Regions from separate parts of the Homo sapiens genome. Here region 1 is linked to region 2. Evidence: chromatin contacts called from ENCODE Hi-C or POLR2A ChIA-PET data. All regions are on one chromosome and are shown on one strand. The core of a region is the stretch at or near the end of the contact, and the rest is flanking DNA. Distances in the headings are between cores, read along the strand shown.

The links. Hi-C counts contacts between places; a loop is a spot of excess contacts on that map. ChIA-PET counts read pairs that join two places held with the same protein, here RNA polymerase II (POLR2A). Pooled maps may share reads with other maps.
Region 1: a loop to region 2 is called in a map of B cell, with 3 times the contacts of the local background. The contact joins two enhancer-like sites. A Hi-C loop is called at or near these places in 7 of 168 maps with a recorded cell type or tissue (B cell, CD8-positive, alpha-beta T cell, Caco-2 and 4 more), 5 of 37 single-sample maps with no recorded cell type and 12 of 50 pooled maps. POLR2A ChIA-PET finds 5 or more read pairs at or near these places in 8 of 52 experiments (BJ, CD8-positive, alpha-beta memory T cell, GM12878 and 5 more).

The regions. Positions count from the first base shown.
Region 1 is chr18:76,843,846-76,846,545 of GRCh38, reverse strand. The region is part of intron 1 of ZNF236 (zinc finger protein 236); the gene reads right to left. All of the region lies in intron 2 of LOC105372214 (a long non-coding RNA gene), which reads left to right. Among named protein-coding and RNA genes, the nearest start is that of ZNF236, 23 kb to the right of the region's middle. Within about 2 kb of position 1,310, at least 2 of the 41 ENCODE cell types and tissues checked have a DNase peak (open chromatin) inside an H3K27ac peak, as active enhancers do.
Region 2 is chr18:76,802,477-76,805,176 of GRCh38, reverse strand. All of the region lies in intron 2 of ZNF236-DT (ZNF236 divergent transcript), which reads left to right. Among named protein-coding and RNA genes, the nearest start is that of ZNF236-DT, 18 kb to the left of the region's middle. Within about 2 kb of position 1,281, at least 3 of the 41 ENCODE cell types and tissues checked have a DNase peak (open chromatin) inside an H3K27ac peak, as active enhancers do.

The DNA of each region.
Region 1 (2,700 bases), core at 61-2,560, 41 kb before region 2:
AAACCCAATGGCGGTCTAGACTCTTGCTCTACCTAGGGGCACACCTTTGTACAGGGAGCCAGTTCCCTTCGCTCTGTGGAAGCACCTTCCACCCTGACACCTTCCTGCCAGGACGTGGTGGCCTCCACTGCCCCCACTTCGCTTGCTTTCCTTCTGCTCAAAGTCAGCCCTTTCTGGGCAGTGTCCCAGGCCTCAAATAACACCTTTGGTCCATCATGCCTTCAAGTTCATTCAAATTTCTGGTCCCCAGAGTATCTGTTGTTCAGAACGAGGTCTATCAAATTAATGCATCCTGGCTGGGCATGGTGGCTCATGTCTGTAATGCCAGCACTTTGGAAGGTGGAGGCAGAAGAACTGCTTGAGGCCAGTAGTTTGAGACCAGTCTGGGCAATATAGCGAGACTGTCTCTATTTTTTAAAAAGAGACAGTCCTTAATTAATGCATCCTTAGATAAGGGCTTTTAACTGAAAGGAGCCCCAGCTAGGCTGCAGGAGACTGTGGACCCTGCTGGAACAGCATACCCACACCTGCACATATGCACACGTCTCCACACACCTCCATTGTGCAGGGGTCTCTGCAGCCACAGAGGTCATCAAATCCATTAGGGGACCAGTGATCAAAGAAACATGTGATCAAATGAATGACCGCCTCTTCATGGGATGGCCTTCTGGGGGATAGCTAATTTTTTTTTTTTTTTAAGATGGAGTCTCACTCTGTTGCACAGGCTGTAGTGCAATGGTGCGATCTCTGCTCACTGCAACCTTCACCTCCCGGGTTCAATTGATTCTCCTGCCTCAGCCTCCCAAGTAGATGGGATTACAGGTGTGCGCCACCACGCCTGGCTAATTTTTGTATTTTTAGTAGAGACAGGGTTTCACCATGTTGGTCAGGCTGGTCTCGAGCTCCTGACCTCGTGATCCACCCATCTCTGCCTCCCAAAGTGCTGGGATTACAGGCATGAGCCACCGTGCCCAGCCCCAGCTGCATTTTTTTTAAAGACAGCTAAAAGAAGGACTTGAGGTTTTTAGCAGCAGACATTCCTAATGCCTCCCAAGTCAGAATAGGTATTCTCTGCCACTCATGCACAAACACACATACCAAAATATGCACAAAGCTGCCTGCGTTTAACTGTTATCAAATCTAAGATCTAGAACAGTACTTTTCAGCTACCTGTTTCTGCCCCCTAAGAAGACAGAGGGTAGGTCACTGTAAGAGTTCACTATACACAGGGGGTGCATATGTAGAATTCCAAGGCAGTTTACCCACACAGCCACCTCACACATAAAAATATGACCACTGTTTGCTTTAATTATTCACCCTTTCTGCTACCAAGAACTTTAAACTATCAAAATTAAACAAAAACTGATTGCACAATGATCAGAAAATGAGCAGCTTTGTTTGCCTTAAGTAGAGACTAGTTTCAAAATCAGTTTAAGGCTTTACATAAATATTCTAAATAGAATAATAGCTGTTTACCACCCCAAAAATAAGAAAGCCTATCTCACAGTTGTGCGGAATAAATAAGACAATGTTTCCTGTAGCTACTAGGACAAGGGCCTGCCAATAACTTAGGACCACGGCCATCTCTTTATTCAATGCCCTACCCATCACTCCATAATCCTGCTATTCCATGACTGTATTCAGGCCTGGTCTGTCATGACTTGGCACCAGATAAGCTATCTTAAAAATGGCTCTTCTTCCCCGATCAGGCCCAGCAATCAGGCTAACCAGCTAAATCTTAATGGCAAAGGTCTTTTATTCCCCACCTAGAGACCCTACATTGATTTATACAAAATGTCTACTGGATGCCGAGTTCCAACAAAACTTATTGCATTTATAGCATTCCATGGATTTAACTCAAATTGGCCTCTTATGACAAACTCGTAAGCAGTGTGCATTTAAAATCTCAGTTATCCATAAATCTTAATGATGTATTTCATATTAAAATGAGAGATATAACAGTTTCAGCTTCTGAGTACTTTCTAAAATAACTGACCTAACCCCCAAGCTTTTTATGTTTTTGTTTTTACATTTTGAATAAAAATCGTTCTAACATATGGTTGATCTTCCTCACTCTGCTGTCAGTGTGCACCACCCTCAGAACCCTACTCCGTCACCCCCTATTCCTCTAAGACAACAGCCCCCTGGCCAGGCACCCACACTGCTCCCACCCTCTCATCCTGAGACCAGATGCTGTCGTTAGAAGTATGCCTGGAACACCTGACAGGCATCAGGCCACTCCAAATTGCTACCGCTTTAGGTCATCTCTACCACCCTTTCTCTACTTTTCCTTTTTTTTTTTTTTTGAGATGGAGTCTCACTCTGTCACTCAGGCTAGAGTTCACTGGTGTGATCTCCACTCACTGCAACCTCCACCTCCCAGGTTCAAGCAATTCTCCTGCATCAGTCTCTAGAGTAGCTGGGATTACAGGCATGTGCCACCATGCCTGGCTAATTTTTGCATTTTTCATAGAGACAGGGTTTCGCCACATTGGTTAGGCTGGTCTCGAACTCCTGACGCCGCCTCAGCCTCCCAAAGTGCTGGGATTACAGGCGTGAGACACTGCACCCGGCCTCTTCTTTAATTTAAAACTCCCTTCTACCTTCTTCCTTGTGCTCATATTACAGGCGTGAACCACTGCACCCAGCCTCTTCTTTACTTTTATTTAAAACTCCCTTCTACCTTCTTCCCTGTGCTGG
Region 2 (2,700 bases), core at 32-2,531:
ATAAAAACTAACTTAAATTGAAGTCATTCTTGTAAAATGAAAATACATTTTTCTGCTGTTCTTAACTTTATAATATAGATACATACTATGTCTTATGAAATAGTAAATGGAAAACACGATTCAAAAAGCGCTATTTTGGTAAATAACTTGCATAAAGGGCATATGGACAACACAAGTCCACAACACAATAGACAACAGACAACACAACCTGTTACACAGGCACTCAAGTTCGTCTGCAGATTTGGTTTTCTTTTTTTTTTTTTTTTCACTCCTGATGCCCAGGCTAGAGTGCAATGGCGCGATCTTGGCTCATTGCAACCTCTGCCTCCAGGGTTCAAGCGATTCTCCTGCTTCAGCCTCCCGAGTAACTGGGATTACAGGCATGCACCACCACGCTGGGCTAATTTTGTATTTTTAATAGAAATGGGATTTCTCTGTGTTGGTCAGGCTGGTCTTGAACTCCCAACCTCAGGTGATCCGCCCGCCTTGGCCTCCCAAAGTGCTGGGATTATAGGCGTCAGCCACCAGGCACAGCCTACAGATTTGGTTTTCAATATCACTTGACATGCACAAAGTACGGGTGAACAAGCACTTTTATTCTTTTTTCTTTTTTTCTTTTTTTTTTTTTTCTTTTTGAGATGGAGTCTCGCTCTGTTGCCCAGGCTAGAGTGCAGTGGCGCAATCTTGGCTCACTGCAACCTCTGCCTCCCAGGCTCAAGAGATTCTCCCACCTCAGCCTCCCGAGCAGCTGGGATTAGGACCACCACGCCTGGCTAACTTTTGTATTTTTAGTAGAGACAGGGTTTCACCATGTTGGCCAGGCTGGTCTCAAACTCCTGACCTCAGGTGATCCTCCCGCCTCGGCCTCCCCTCAGCTGGGATTACAGGCGTGAGCCACCGTGCCTGGCCACAAGCACCTTTTTTCTTTATCTCCTATGTTTGAAATTAAAATGAAAAAAATGTATAAACCTTATTTAATTAACAAGTGATGAGTCATTTTTAGTAAATGGACCTAAATACCTTAAGAAAGCCATCAAGTGTCAAATAGAGAGATGTAAGCTACCATGGAGAGCCTTTCGGGACGTATGGAAGGAACCAGTTTGCAATGACAACATGCTGTGGGTGGTGCCTACCTACACTGAAAGATTCGGATGGGTTTTTCAGAGTGCCCTCTTCACTGTCTTCCTTCACCCAGCCCGCCTCCTCTTCCAGGACTCCGACCCACTTTCCTCCTGCGCCCTCTAGTGTCTGTCTGCTTTTCCGTTCCCCCCATTTCTACCTTAGGATTTTTCTGTGCCTTTCATTCATCCTCCGTCTGCGTCTCCCGTGGTACTGACTTCAAAACCCCTGACTGTACCGAAACTCGGTGTGAACGAGGACTGCAGTGCTGCTGGGGATGCATTCTCCATTTGTACTTGAAGAGTTACGTCAAAACCTAAACTGTAGGCCTGACAGATAATGATAATTTGTCTATGGCAAAAACATAAGCTTAACTGCCTATCCTAATATAACAGGAAGCTAAACTATTTATACTGAACTGAATTCTCCTACATTTACAACTCATAAACCTGCAGCTTCCTGGACAGGCAGCAGACACTCCCAAACTCCGCTGTGTCCTAGTATATAATACTTTCGGCCAACCTACATGTGTAACTTACATCATTTTCAGAATATGAATGCTTCAAGTGGCATATTAGACATTAATAATTTAAGCAATGAAATTAACTGATACAGAATATATAGGTAAATAATAAAAGAAGTAATTAAAAATCTTTGTTTCATCAGTTCATATTAGCTATATATGTTCTCAAGTCTCAAAGAAAAGGTATTATTTCAAAGCAACTTAAAAAATATTTAAAAATTAGCACCCTATAGTTCTCATTTAATAAGTTAAATGGGTAATTAATTGGCATTTTATTTCAATAGAAGCTTATTTCAAAAAGCTTTCTACAGAGTTATTTTGTGTAAAATGGTAATTATGCCCACAATTTTCTAAATGAAGCTTGCAGAAAGGGCTCATTTTTGCCATAAACATAATTTTCATTGATGTTTCCCTTAAAGACAAATGTTTCCTTCACTGAAATAGACTTTTGGAAATTGTTTAATTATTTTTACCTTGGCAATTATGTCACCTTCCTTGAATATCCTCATTAATTACATTGCCACTGGTACCTCTGAAGTATTTGGTGTTTTCTTAAGTTCTTTAAGCTCTTTATTTTATTTTATTTTATTTATTTATTTTTTGAGACAGTCTCGCTCTGTCGCTCAGGCTGGAATGCAGCGGCCTGATCCCGGCTCCCTGCAACCTCTGCCTCCCGGGTTCATGTAATTCTCCTGCCTCAGCCTCCGGAGTAGCTGGGATTACAGGCTCGCACCACCAAGCCCGGCTAATTTTGGTATTTTTAGTAGAGACAGGTTTTGCCATGTTGCCCGGGCTGGTCTCAAACTCCTGACTGCAAGTGACCCGCCTGCCTGGGCCTAAGTTCTTTAAGATCTTAATGTAGAGTCTGAAAAGAGGGTTTCAGTCTGGGATTAAGTGCCTTTTTTTTTTTTTTTTTTTTTTTTTGCGACGGAGTCTCCTGCCTCAGCCTCCCTAGTAGCTGGGACTACAGGCGCGCACCACCATGCCCAGCTAAGTTTTTGTATTTTTAGTAGGGATAGGATTTCGCCATGTTGGCCAGGATGTTCTCAAACTCCCAA